Linked DNA regions of Mus musculus: region 1 is linked to region 2. The links are chromatin contacts, found by Hi-C in ENCODE. All regions are on one chromosome and are shown on one strand. The core of a region is the stretch at or near the end of the contact, and the rest is flanking DNA. Distances in the headings are between cores, read along the strand shown.

Evidence for each region. A loop is a pair of places that touch in the nucleus more often than their neighbours do.
Region 1: a loop to region 2 is called in a map of left cerebral cortex, with 13 times the contacts of the local background. The contact joins the promoter of Barhl2 here to the promoter of Nkx6-1 in region 2. A Hi-C loop is called at or near these places in 6 of 37 maps with a recorded cell type or tissue (ES-E14, T-helper 1 cell and left cerebral cortex).

The regions. Positions count from the first base shown.
Region 1 is chr5:106,456,772-106,459,471 of GRCm38, forward strand. Barhl2 (BarH like homeobox 2) reads right to left here and starts at 1,395. Exons shown (of 3, transcript NM_001005477.1): 1 at 455-1,395. The coding sequence starts at 1,070. It overlaps Gm33151 (a long non-coding RNA gene), which reads left to right and starts at 1,821. Exons shown (of 2, transcript XR_389476.3): 1 at 1,821-2,117; 2 at 2,672-2,700.
Region 2 is chr5:101,663,450-101,666,149 of GRCm38, forward strand. It overlaps Nkx6-1 (NK6 homeobox 1), which reads right to left and starts at 1,262. Exons shown (of 3, transcript NM_144955.2): 1 at 113-1,262. The coding sequence starts at 785.

The sequences.
Region 1 (2,700 bases), core at 145-2,644, 4.8 Mb after region 2:
AATGTTGGAAATTTTTCTAACATTAAATCAGACAATTCCTGTGACGGCATTTAGAAAACATGGAGGGGGCATTTGGAAAATACTGGGGTGGTATTGCATTCAAAAATAAACATCAAGTTGTGATCACAGACCTAGACAACCACAACTGGCTACCAGCTTCTCTCCACCCCTTCCCACTCCCATTCCCAAGGTCTCAGCTAAAAGAAGAAAAAAAAAAAATCCCAAGTAAGCCTCTGTTTTCAACGAAAAGTGTCTCCCATCCTATCTCTTCAGTTACCACCTTCCTCCAGCACATTTAAAATTAAGTAAAACAAAGAACGGAGCCGGATGGCCGCAAAGGTTGTGGGGCAGAAATGTAACCAACAGAACTTAAGGTGCGTCGCTAAATCGCACGCCTAGGCCCCTCTCCTTCGGCGGTCACTCAAGTGACCCGGGCAGCTCCGGCGCAACTCACCGTGGCATTTGATGTCGCTCTGGGGGTCTTCTCTCTTGTCCAGCTTGGTTTTGCCGTCCTCCTGCTCAAGCTTTGGCCTGAAGCTCTCGTGTGCCGCGTTGCTCTCCTGCTTCGGGGTGTGATGAGGAGAAGAAACGCTGGTGCTGTAGGGTGCACAAGCCGCCAGGGGTTTGCTGTCTCCCAAGATGTCCTTAATTAAAAAGGAAGAGGTGGAAGTCCTGGGGGCCGCGGCGGCCGAGCCCAGCTGCTGGGCTGCTGACTGCGGCTGCGGCGGCGGTTGCTGTTGGGGCGAAGGCTGCAAACTTTGCGCGGGGACCGCGGATGGTGGCGGCGGCTGTTGGCTGTGGTGGAGGTGATGGTGATGCTGGGGTCCGTCTGTCACAAGATGCGGCTCCGGGGGTTCCAGGGTGACCGAGATCGGTGAAGAGGGCGCCGTTCCCACGGTATCAATCTCCGAACAGGGTGACGGGGTGGCCTGGCTCCTAAAATCCGTTGTCCTCGCTTCACCGAGCGATCGGAAATCCCCGTTCATCATGCCGGGGCTCCCGGAACCGGCACCGGACAAAATAGTGTCTATTCCAAAACTCGACCCGCTGGCCCCTTCCATTGCTGTCATTTCTACATGAGGTCCACGCTACTCCGCGGATCAGCCGCCGCCGGGACCAAGCAAGGGAAACTACCGATCGTAAAACAAAATAGACACTAAAAAGCGTTGACACTGCTTTAAAAAAAAAAAAAAGTGGGGAGGGAATGAAGGATAATGGGAGGTGACAATTGGTGGGCACTTTCGACTCAACTTTTCCCCCTTATACAAAAAGTAAAGAGAAAAAAATTTGAGGGGAAAGCCCCCAAATGCCACAAGCGGGAAGGTGTGCTCCGCTCCGCTGGACCACCGCGCACGTGGGCGGTGGCAGCGGAGAGCAGCACCGAGACTAAGATGCTGGCCGCTGGAGCAACCCCGCCGCCGCCACCTGCACCGCCACCGCCGCCGCCTGGGTCTGCCCACTGCCCGATCCCGGGCGGCGGCGGCGGCGGCCGGAGCAGGTGCAGCGACCGCTAAGGCCGGGCGGTCCCGGAGGTGACCGCCGTGCGTGACCCGGCAGTCCCGGAGCCGAGTTTCTGAACTTTGTTGGAAAGTTGCGGAGCGAACGCGGCCGCCGCCGCCCCGGGAGGAGGAGAAGCAGCGAAGGAGCAAGCGCGGGCGCAGGAGACCGCGGACAGGCGGCGCCCGGCGACTCCCGCCGCTGCCCCGCGCGTTGGCTTGTCATCCGCGGGCTCGCGGGCGGCGCCGACCCCCTCCCGTGACGTCACGGCCCCCGCCGCCGCTCCCCGCCCGCGCCCCCGCCGCCCGGGCCCCGCGCCCCATTGGCCGCTGCGCGCCAGCCAGCGACGCCGGCGTGCCGGGAGCCAATGGGCGCGCTCCTGGCCAGCCCGTCAGCAGCGCGCCTCGAACCCCGCTGCTCTTTTGAGAACCGAACCTCGGTGCGCCCGCAGCCCTGAGCCCAACGCCTACTCCAGGGGTCCAAGTGGTACCCACTGTAACGAGTACCCGGCCAGGGAGATGGGGAGAGACCAGAAGGGCACTGGAGAAGGGAGCCCCCGGGCGGGAAGCGGGGAAGCAGTACGGATCGTTAGATGTGCCCGTGCTAAGTCAGATTGGAGGGTGAGTGGAGAGGCCGCGAAGGGCAAAAGGATCCTGCGGCTCCCGGTGGCCTGCAGCGCAGCCCCGCTCGCACGGTTCCCAAGCACGCTTGAGCAGAGCGGAAACACGAGGAGCAGGGGATAGAGGTGCTGAGGGACCCCACGGGGAAGTGTGTGACACCAGAGCCAGAGCTCCGCGTGGGCCTGCAACGTCTGAGCTCTACTCTCCCCACAGGAGCCGGTGCGCTCCAGCTCGGTCCAACCGGGTAGCAGATCCAGGAGAGGCACTGAGCTGGGGGGCTACATCTTTGACCCCCCTGTCGGGAAGGATCGGGCCTTTGGCTCCAAATCCCGCTTTGTCTCCAGTCAGAGCCTGTGCTGGAAGAAATGCCGGGCCAAGCACTTTCTCCCGAACCGGGAAAAACCCCGGGCGAGGCGTTCTCCAGCGGCGCGGGCAGCTGTGGTTCCCTGCGGCATCAGGCTGCTGTGGGGCCGCGGGAACTGGGTGGCTGGTCCGCAGCCTGAGCTCCCGCAGCTCCTCCCTCCAATGCTTCCATCCCCTCCCCACTGTGGCAGGCCTTGGTTTTGGAAAGGAAACAGTCACC
Region 2 (2,700 bases), core at 12-2,511:
CAAACTAGTGTGGCGGCCAGGAGACTGACCGCCCGCAGGGGCACTGTGTGCTTCACGACCCGAGAGCAGACTTAGAAGGCAGGGACCCACCCTCCCCTCCCATAGTACTCACGGGGGGTACAGGCAAGGCGCGCGTCCCTCCACGGCGGACTCTGCATCACTCCGGGCCAGAAGATGGGCGTCCGACCGGGCAGCTCGGCCAGGGGCTTGGGGTACCGGCCCACGGCGGCCACAGCCGCGGCGCTGGGGCTAAAGTAGAGCCCGGGCGGCGGTGGCGGAGGGCTCAGGCTGCTGAAGCGGGGCAGGCCGGCCAGCAGCCCAGCGGGCGACGAGGCGGCAGCGGCGGCAGCAGCAGCGGCGGCGGCGGCCGCCGCAGAGGCCGAGGTGGCGGAGGCGGACGAGGAGGAGGAGGAGGAAGACCCGGAGGGCGAGGCGGAGGGCAGGGCGGCCCCCGAGGCCACCGGCATAGAGGGCCGGCTCAGGATGTCGTTGATGCCGTGTGGGGTGGCCGCCGAAAGCTGCTGCGGGGGACTGCCCAGGGACGAGAGGCCCCCCGCGGCCGGGGGCTTCAAGCCGCCCGGGTTATGTGAGCCCAAAGGTGGGGAGGGCGACGAGGACGAGGAGGACGAGGACGAGGAGGAGGGGGGCCCGGTGGGCAGCGGGGGATAAGCGGCGGGGTAGAGCGGGGTCTTCATCTCGGCCATACTGTGCAGGGCGGCCAGGGGCGGGCTGCTGAGCAGGAACGCGCTCTGCCGAGGGCCCTCCATCGCCCCCACAGCTAACATCCCACAGCCAGACCCGAACCCGCAGCCACGCAGGTCGGTGGCCCCGCCGGGGCTCGGGAGAACCCGAGGTGCCGGGGGCGCGCGCAAGCGAAGTGTGGATCGGCCGCGGGCTCCGGGAGCTGCGCAGCAAAAATGTCCAAACGCCCCGCGGGAGGCGGCAGGGGCGAGGGCTGCGGGGGCGCGGGCGGGCTCAGCGCTTCCTCGGCTTCGGGAGTCCCGGATTCGATCCCAGGCGCTGGTCCCTCGTTCCCGGCTCAGAGCGCTCTGCTTCTCATCTTCTCCACCCCCGCGGGAAATCAGCAAGACGTACCCCGCAGCCGACCCAGAGAGTTTGCAACAAGGTTGGGAGGCGCGGAGCGTTCGCTTTGATGTAGGAGGGCGGGGGCCGGCTCGCTCGCCTGGGGGAGCTTCAAAGCGGGCGGCGTTCCGCCCGGTGCGCGCCTCTGATCTCGCTCGGACGCTCCGCTCTCCCGGCGGCCGCGCTGCTGAGTCGCACTCACCGCTCGCCCGGGGGACAGAGCACAAACGGCCGGCGCGGGTATCGCGCCCGCCACTGCCTCGGGCCCGGCGTTACTGCGCCAGAAAGGGCAGTCAGTGACACCGCTCCGGCGGCTGGGGACTTGGTGCGCCCACGAGCCTACTTCCCCTCCGAGCCACGCGGCGCCGGACTAGCCGGATCGAAAAGGATAAAAGAAAATAAACCTAAGTATGGAAAAAGTCTGACGGGCCGGTTCCGATCGTCCGTCCTCTTCTGCAAGCCGGCCGGGAGACCCCCCCCCGTCCCACCCCCTGGCGCCCTCTCTTCCTCTCACTCTCCGCCTTTCTCTTGCCTCTCTGGCATTTCTCCTTGGCTTTCCAGGCTTGGCTCTTCCAAGCCCTGTCCTCTGGCCAAACTGACCCTCTCGGCGGCTCTTCCCTTCTCTCCTCTCTCCCTCTGGGCCTGACAGTTCGGATGAAGCTCTCAAAGGTAATAAAATATTTGCACCCCTCCCTGCCTCTCTTTAGCTGGGGGACGCAAGGGAGGGGAGGTGGGGGGCCAAAATGAGAACTTTCGAGGACGTCATTCCGGGGCGGCTCGGCGGGGCGGGACTGAGGAGCGGGGCCCGGGTCCTGGGCGTAAACACCGCCTCCAATAGCGCTCAGCTTGGGCAAGGCGTCGCTCCTAGAACACGCCCACCTGGGAGCGCCACACCTTTTGATTGGCTGAGACTAGGGAGCCATAAGGACGCGCCCTCCTAGTCCCCGCCCCAGCTTCACTTGGGCGGAGCCAAGAGGGGAGGGGCCTGGCGAAAAGAGTGGTTCCAGTCTAGAGCCAGCGGCCGGCTCAACTAATCGTGCAAAATAAAATGGAAAGGAGAAGGAGGGAGCAGGGACGAAGAGGGCATTACTTTTTAAAGAGAGGAATAATGAAAATCCAGCCCTTCTATGGAAAAGCAGTTTAAGTGCGGCTCTTCCGCCCACGCCAGCTCGCGTCATCCTCCCCCAGCTCGCGCGCGGCGCCCACCTCCAACGGTGTCTGGACCCTTGCGAAAAGGGAGCTAATGGAGCAGGCAGGAGGCATATCCCAGGCCGACTTCCTTCTTTTGAAGGGATTAATTAAAGGCCCTCTGGGCTCTTCCAGAATCGTGTAAATTGATTTGTTGTTCCTTAAGCCCGTAGATGTTTTTAAACCCCTCGCAGGCCTAAGGGTCACCCTTCACCATCTTTCCGTCTCCTGCTCTTTTCTGTTCTTTCTCCGTTCTTGTCTTCGCTCTCCCACTCCCTAGATCATTATCACTTATGAGGGGGCTCAGTACTCTGGGGATGAAATCAGCTTAATGAGAATATTTATCTCCTGCGTGGTGTCTAAACCTAACAGAAATGAGATAATTATTTTTTTAAAATCCTCCCTCTATTATTATTAGTTGGATTTATG